Regions from separate parts of the Homo sapiens genome. Here region 1 is linked to region 2. The links are chromatin contacts, found by POLR2A ChIA-PET in ENCODE. All regions are on one chromosome and are shown on one strand. The core of a region is the stretch at or near the end of the contact, and the rest is flanking DNA. Distances in the headings are between cores, read along the strand shown. Region 1 overlaps ZMIZ1 (zinc finger MIZ-type containing 1). Region 2 holds the start of LINC00856 (long intergenic non-protein coding RNA 856).

What was found. ChIA-PET counts read pairs that join two places held with the same protein, here RNA polymerase II (POLR2A).
Region 1: POLR2A ChIA-PET joins it to region 2 with 12 read pairs in activated CD8-positive, alpha-beta memory T cell. The contact joins the enhancer-like site here to the promoter of LINC00856 in region 2. POLR2A ChIA-PET finds 5 or more read pairs at or near these places in 2 of 52 experiments (WTC11 and activated CD8-positive, alpha-beta memory T cell).

Annotation. Positions count from the first base shown.
Region 1 is chr10:79,130,230-79,134,454 of GRCh38, reverse strand. The region is part of intron 2 of ZMIZ1 (zinc finger MIZ-type containing 1); the gene reads right to left. Among named protein-coding and RNA genes, the nearest start is that of ZMIZ1, 63 kb to the right of the region's middle. RefSeq lists a silencer at 1,389-1,683 and a cis regulatory region at 1,349-1,849. Within about 2 kb of position 1,619, at least 2 of the 41 ENCODE cell types and tissues checked have a DNase peak (open chromatin) inside an H3K27ac peak, as active enhancers do.
Region 2 is chr10:78,246,301-78,250,234 of GRCh38, reverse strand. LINC00856 (long intergenic non-protein coding RNA 856) reads right to left here and starts at 1,610. Exons shown (of 2, transcript NR_038985.1): 1 at 1,165-1,610.

The sequences.
Region 1 (4,225 bases), core at 370-2,869, 880 kb before region 2:
TCCTCATAGTTCTCCAGCAGCAGATAAAGCCACCTCCCTGCAAATTCCTCCTGACAACAGCATACAACAGTGGGATGGGCACTGGAGTCCAGTCTAGAATAGCAGTCTGACTCTGTCCCTGGTCACTGTTTTGCTGGGAAGTGCTAGGCCTCTCTGGGCCTCAGTTTCTCCATCTATACAGAAGCGGTGAGTGAGCCACAGGTTCCTCCCAGCTCCACCAATCAGACTGCAGCACCTTCCCCCTACCCCGCCCTGAGCCCCAGTGGCATCTGGTGCTCCTGGTGACCCCGGGCTTCAGACAGGCCCTCGAACCCCCCAGGTGGGCCTCCCTTGACCCCTTCCTCCCATATCTGATCAGGGGCCTCAAGTGGTGTCCGGGGTACAAATGGGAGAGAGGGCCATCCTGTGTGACAGCTATAAAATCCGATAATCAGCTAATCACCAGCAAATTAGCATCCATCTTTACATAGAACAAATATAGTATTTATGTAAAAGTTGTTAGGAGTTTCTCTCTTTTTAATTAGCAGAAATAAATGCAAAATGAATGGTAATTAGGCAGCTGATGGATTCGGTAGTACAATTATGCCTGCGGCAATGCCCCAGTCCTTAAACACTGCATGCTCCGAGGAATCAGAGGAGCCTATTTATATGATTTATTTATAAAACAAAGTTAACAGAAACAGAGGGGTGAGGTCTGGGCACTGCTGGAGGAGGGGTCTTGGCTGCAGAGGCAAGGCCCTGGGAGGAGAGGGAGCTTCAGTGCCCAAGGAATAAGGGGGAGGGGGGTGCTTAGTGTTGAGCTATGAAAATGCACTACCAAGGTCCCCATGTGTCTATTTCAGGCCAGGCATGCGTCGCTAGGAATGGCCTCCCTGGCAGGAAGCAGGCTAGGGCAGTATGAGGGGCTGGGAGCAGCTGTTTTTATACTCTTGTCTGTCTCTTTCTCTTCCCTGGTCCCTACTTCTCTCTTCTTTGCTGGCCCTATACTTTCACTGAGCACTTCTCTGTGCTGTACCCCTGAGGTGCAGAGGGAAGGGAATATTCTTCCTTTCCTCCCGGAACTCCGGAGAAACCAGATCCAGGAATAATGGAGGCCAACACAGTGGGAATAAGTTCCAGACCAGCAGAGCACCCAATGCTGTGAGAGTACAGAGGCAGGAACCCAGAGGAAGCAGTCCTGAGGAAGAGGCACAAATTGGGTTTTGAAGGATGCACAGGAGTTTTCTGAGAAGGTGGGAAGTAGCCAAAGGACCTGCATGTGAAAAGGCAGGGAGGTAGGAAACAGCATCATGTGACTGCAGGAAAAGAGTGTACTAGGGGGTGGGTGCTGGAGAAGCAAGCAGGGTCTTGGATGCTATTCTAAGGGTTTGGACTTGATCCTAGAAGCTGTGGAAAGGTCTGAATCAAGGGAGTGGACAGCCTCTTTCCACCGACCGTTCTTTTCTTAGCTTCCCCTCCCCCACCCCAGAGCCTGCGAGGGGGCCAGGTCGACAGGTCATTAAGAGGCAGCTGGTCCAGCTCATCGGAGCAGGAGGCTAACCTGATTACAGGGACAGGAGGTCTGTCTGCATGGGAGGGAAGGAGGAAGGGAGAAAAAAGGGAAGTGGGGCCTGCTGAGCTACCCCTGAACTCAGGGGTGAGGGGCCCATCTTCCCTAGAACACAGTCCCTGGCCCTGCCCCCACCCCACTGCCTCGCCAAGCCTGAGGGAGGGGAGAGAACACTGGCTGTGGGGCCTCATCGCCTTCTCCCAGACCCAAACCCCAGCTCACCACTGCTTTGTGCTGTGACCTTGAAGAGCCATTTCCAATTCTGGGCCACACATTCTAGTCTCCAAAACAAAGGCTTGAATTAGAATAGGGGAGAGGCAGCAAATTTGGCCCCCAGTCTCATCCCATGTAGTATACTTTTACGGGCATGGGTTGTCCAAACTTTTAGGAATTTAGGTGGGGCAGGCACTCTCCAGAATGCCACAGTCCTCGCTGCTCCCTGCTGCCTCACTCCAGCCCAATACACAGGCTTGTGTGGTATGCTGCAGGCAGCAGCTGAGTGGAGACACCTGCACGAGGACCTGGGCTCAGACAGACAGAAAGCCCGGCCGAAAAGGCTGGTGATCAGAGTAGCTCCCCTGCCATGTATTACCCTTGTAGGAGGAGACATGGGAGCCACTGCTGCACTCAGGACTTGGAGTGGACAAGCAGCCCTTCCCTCTCTCCAGTGACTACCCTGACTCAGTCTGCCGGCCTCTAAAGGGGAACAATATTACCTGCCCACCCAAGCCCCGGGGTCATTAGAAAGCTCAGAGAAGCTCGTGCACGTGGCAGTGATCTGAAAGTCAAAGCCCAGGGTAGTGGTTTAACCGTGACTTTGAACACTGCAGGTTCTGAAGGATTTCACAAAGGGAAGTTTTACACTCCCCAGTGCAGACAGCTCTCAAACCTCTGGAGCCTCCCTTTAAAACAGCAGTGCTCAAAGGTCTTTCAGCAGCCCTGGCAAGGTCTAGAAATGGTGTCTGAGCTGCTATCTGCCATCACTCTCAGGAACGCGCTCTGAACTTGTAAGGGAAGACAAAGATCACACCGCACCACTTCTCTGCTCTGTAAGTTGTGCCTTTGGCCAAAATCAATACAAATCTCCACTATGATTGTTCCACCAGAACAGGGGCCGGGCCCTTGCGATGACATTCCAGCCCTGGCCAGCACAGAGGGTCTCCCTTTATCACATGACTTCAGCCCCAACTCAGGGGGCAGCAGAGTGTGGGGTGGAGGTGGGGTCCTGAATGAGGGGGACAGCACAGGGGAGAAGCAGAGGGGGCCATGCAGAGCTGCTCTAAGTGCCTCTCCAAAGACAAGCCTGGTGCTATTCATCAACTGGTTTTCAGGGCTGTGAGAAATCAATGGCATTTGTGCTGCAAACTCATCATTAGGACAGGAAAAACTCTGCAATGGAATTGATTTGTTTAAATATAATAACACAATTTAACAGAGAACTGTGGGGGTGGGGAAGGGACCGAGGCAAACAAAACAGGCACGACAGCTCAGAGAAGAGGGAGATAAACCCCCTGAAAAACCTTCCAGTGTGGCTGCTGAGCCCCAGTGCCACCCCCACCTATCCCCAATCCCCCGCCACCGAAGAGGCCAGAGTGGGCACGTGCTGTTCTCCTGCACAGAGTAGCTCAGGACTGGTCTCAGAAATGTCCTCAATGGGCTGTGGATGGGCCCAGAGGCCTGGCTGGTCATTGCTGCATTGTTCTTGGAGGTGACTTTGCTTGGTGAATATCGGTTCAACCCAACAAATTCTTATTAGGCATCCACTGTGGTCCATGAACCTGTGCAGAGCTGTGGGGGACATGGGAAGAACTCCTGGCCATAGCCTGAAGGCATTCCATGGCAATGGGGTGGATTAGGCAAGAATGCAAGGCTAGGGCAGGCTGGCTTCCTGGAGTCTCAGGAGATGTCAGGCGGGGGTGCAGCGGGATGCTAGAGCAGGAGGAAGACAAAGAGGGAACAATCCGGGCAAAAATGCAAGGACCCTTCAAAGAACTGGGAGGGCCCCATTTGGAAGACGGTGCTCATTTCATAGATACCTGCCTGATGATGACTGATGGGAGCTCACTTTACTGATCCTTAAAATGTTCTGGGACCCTGCAAACACTTCATAAGTGTCACTTTATTGAATCCCACTATCCTGTGAAGGACAGAATATTATTACCCACATTTCAGAAATGATGTCATTGAAGCACCGAGAGGTTAAGTGACTGCCCAAGGTCACACGGTTAGTCAGTGATGGAGCCGGAATCAGACCCTCATATTATGACCCCAGCGCCTATGCACCAACCATGGCGCTTTCCTGCCATCATCTTGGTCTGCATGTGTGCTGGGGAGACAGATAACTCCTGCCCTCTGGGAGCTGGGGCATGAGATCCACTGGGCAACCGCATGGCAGCAGCTCAAGGGGGAGTCTGAGAAGGGCACGGCAGGGGCACTGCATCCATTTGGCACCTGGCTGCAGCTCTGCTGCAGGCTCAGCCCTGTATACTGGGTAGGGTTGGAGTGTTGACTGGACAGCGCTGGGCCTGGCACTCAGGGTGTCCCCAGACCTTTCACATGACCTTGGGGTTGGAGGGTGGAGGGCACAAGAAGGCTGATATTAGGGAAGGCCTGGGCAGCTCTGGGCAGCCTTTCTGAGCTCAGTAAGGGCCTTAATGTCAGCCTCAAAATTCTGAC
Region 2 (3,934 bases), core at 361-2,860:
ACGTCTCCCAATTGGCTCTATGTGAGAAAGTGAGTGAAGCTATGTCTGTCTTGTTCAGTTCACATCCCCAGCTGCTGGCTTAGAGCCTGGTGTATAGTAGGTACTCAATAAATATTTATTACATCAACGAGCAAAGAGAATAAGTATAAGCCAGGGTTTCTCAACCACAGCACTATTGGCACCTGGGGCTGGATAATTCTGTTTTTAGAGGCCTGGACTGTGCACTGTAAGTTGTTTCAGCAGAGTCCTTGGCCTCTGCACGTTAGATGCCAGCAGGACTCCCTCCTCGAAATAAGAACCAAAAATGTCCCCTGGGGGGCAAAATTGCCCCCCAGCTGGGAATGACTAATATAAACCAATATTCTTGGCTAGTGCCACTAATTGAAAGAGAGAAGCCAAATTTAATCTGCATATGCAGTGGGCAAGGGGGAATCTGAGCCCTAAAAACCAGGAGGGGCTGAGAGGAAGAAGGTGTGAAAGTCGGGGCCACCCACTGAGCTCTCAGATGACTACCAAGTGCACCCTCCAGTTTGTCTCTTGGGTTGTAAGGCATGAGGGCGATTGTGCTGACTTTAACATACAGAATAGGGTAGGTGGGAATGAAGGGGGTGATGGCAGCGTCCAGGAGAGAGAGGTGGACCCAAGACCAGACACCAAGGCAGGACAAAAACAGCCCAGGAGTGGGTCTGAGAACAGATTGGGCAGCAGAAATCCCCACGCAGTTCCCGAACAAGGAATCTTTTGACAGGTGGCCTTGCAACACCGACCCTCTCTTGTCTCCACTTTGAAGCCTGCCCTGTGCAATGTGGCCTCACACCCAGGAGGCCCTCAGATCAAGGTGGTCTTGGCAGATCCTCTAGGAGGGATTAGACCGTGACATTACAGCTACATGACGGCCTCGTTCTTATTACACACACACTCGCCCTGTCTAAGCTTGCGAACTCTGATTTGTTTATTTCTGAAAAACTGTCTCCACGAAGACACCAAGCTGGGCTGCGAGAGATAGCACTGACTCAGCCATTTCCCCATCCTCAGCATAAAAGGATCTAAAAAGAATAATTTAAGCTTCTCTGGAATGAGATCATTTAATGAATCTTCTTGATGCTAAGAGGTTTTATATGCCTTTTTAAAAACCCTTCCCCAAGCACGGAGCTATGATATTACCTTGGAGAGCAGAGAGATGAAGTGATACACGTATGCACAGCACACAGGAGGAAGGAGGTGGTTTCCTTGGCAACAACATCCATGTTCTGGCTTCCCTCGGCTAAATTGGAATATATTGAAATATCTGCTTTGGGCGCCTCTTTTGCGAAGGGAAATGAGTGGTTTTCTATTCAGGCACTCTCAGAACCGCGAGCCAGCAGCTGGGGAGCGATGTTCTGTGAGTTCGATGCATCTGAATGGGGCAAGGCCGTTAGCAAGCTGGCAGAAGTCCCCAGCATTCCTTTGCAAAACCAAACCATCGTTTCCTCAGCCAAGGGAAAATGAAAGCAGCGAACACATGAGGTTCGACTGGCCGGACAGATAGGCTAGGACTCTGTCTCACGCAGTCTTTCTATGGCTACTGCTCTGTAGCTTTCCAAACATACCCAGCTCGATAGATCAGACTCCAAAAGCCTACTCACGATGCGCTTAAAATGGGGAGTGGCTGTAAGAAAAATATAGACCTATCGAAAAAAGGTCCTCAAATCTGATCTGCTCAAAATCCTTGACAATAGGGAGGCAGCTATGCCCCTAAAACACAGTGCCTGGCACCGAGGAGTATGTTAACATCATGTTTGTGGAATTGGACTTGGACTCAGGCAGACCTCGGTTTTGGCCCTGGCTTCACTATTAACATTCCACATGACATTGCACATGTTCCATAAACCCTCTGGCCTCAGTTTCCTCCTCTCTAAAGCAGAGACAAGCATCCCTTCCTATAGAATTGTGAAGATTAAATGGGGTGACCTGTAAAATGCCTAGCATGAAGGCGGCATTCCATTATGGTTACTTTTCCCCACCAAGAAACAAGAAGCATTCTGTTTCTTTCAGATAGGTGAAATTTACAGAAAAGAACAGTGTCTTAGGGAGAGCAGGAACAACCTCACCCAAGGAGCCAAACTCCTTTCCATTTTTATTTTCAGGGTGCTTTTGGAGAGCTGAGACAGCCTAGGTTGGGAAGTGTCTGGATCAGGATGTCAGAAGGGCCAACTCAGTCATAACCACAGAACCAGCCACAAGCCTCAGGGGAAATGGGACAAGGAGACAGCGAGGGTCTGAGGTCTTGGCAGGCCAGTGGCAGGTAGCACCACAGAGACCAATGGGAGCATCAGCCATCAGCTGGGGCCAAGGAGGGGATGCTGAAAGGGCAGGGAGGTGAGGTCTGCTGGGGAGGAGGACCAGCCCCACACATCAGGGACACAGTCTTTATAACCGGCTCTCTATTTAAAGACCCTCACATAAGATTGTACACTATGTTTTGTTGCAATAGCTCATACCTGTCACTCCTAAGAAGGTCTTTCATAAGACTCAGTTAAAATAGTTGCTTCAATGTAAACACATCAGGACCAAGGATTTCCCATTAGAAGCACAGACTTTAATTCCTAGACTGTCATTCTTTCTAAGAAGTCTTATGAACACAAAAAGGCATTTCAGTTCTATGTCTAATATTTATTTGTGTGCCTTTGGGGGAAAAAAAATATTTTCTAAGCCTTGTACTTGTGCTGTACACAATAACCGCCCTTTCCTAAAGTCACAGGACAGCAGTGAGAGTAAAATTAAAAGGCGGGCAGCATAGTGAGTGGGAACACACCATCTGTGTCTTTATATCATATGATTTTATGTATTCTGACCATCTGTGAAAGAGAGGTTTGCTACTTGGCTGAAGAATGTACAAGCTCAGGCCCTTTCCCCCTGGGAAGGTAAAAAAAAAAAAAAAAAAAAAAAAAGAAGAATAAAAATTACAATAATAATTCAAAAGATCCTCTAGAAAAATAAACTTCTACTGCTCACTAATAAATTTCTGAAAAAAGAACATCACTAAAGGGATATTTGTTCTGCAAATTTTAAAATGCATTCTAAATCTGCAATAATTAAAACAGTGTGGTACTAGCAAAAAAAAATTAGCAGACGGAACAATGAGGCAGATTCAATACATAATATATTTAAACTTTAATATACTTTTAAGATAGAATTTCATGTCATTATGGGAAAATATGGACTATTCAGTGAATTATGGCTTGAGGATAACTGACCAACCTACTAGGGAGCAAATTTAAATTCTATCCCTACCTCACACCACATGATTTTTTTTTTTGAGACAGTCTCGCTCTGTCGTCCAAGCTGGAGTGCAGTGGCGCGATCTCGGCTCACTGCACACTCCAGGTTCACACCATTCTCCTGCCTCAGCCTCTCAAGTAGCTGGGACTACAGGTGCCCACCACCATGCCCAGCTAATTTTTTTTTGTATTTTTACATGTTAGCCAGGATGATCTTGATCTTCTGACCTTGTGATCCACCCGCCTTGGCCTCCCAAAGTGCTGGGATTACAGGCGTGAGCCACCGGGCCTGGTCCTTTGGTTTTTTTTTTTTTTTTTTTGGTTTTTTTTTGAGACAGAGTCTTGCTCTGTCACCCAGGCTGGAGTGCAGTGGTGCGATCTGGGCTCACTGCAAGCTCTGCCTCCCAGGTTCACACCATTCTCCTGCCTCAGCCTCCCGAGTAGCTAGAACTACAGGCCCCTGCCACCATGCCTGGCTAATTTTTTTTTGTATTTTTAGTAGAGACAGGGTTTCACTGTGTTAGCCAGAATGGTCTCGATCTCCTGACCTCGTGATCCACCCACTCTGGCCTCCCAAAGTGCTGGAATTACAGGCGTGAGCCACCACGCCCAGCCCACACCACACTTTAAAATAAATTCCAGGCCAGGCACAGTGGCTCACACCTGTAATTCCA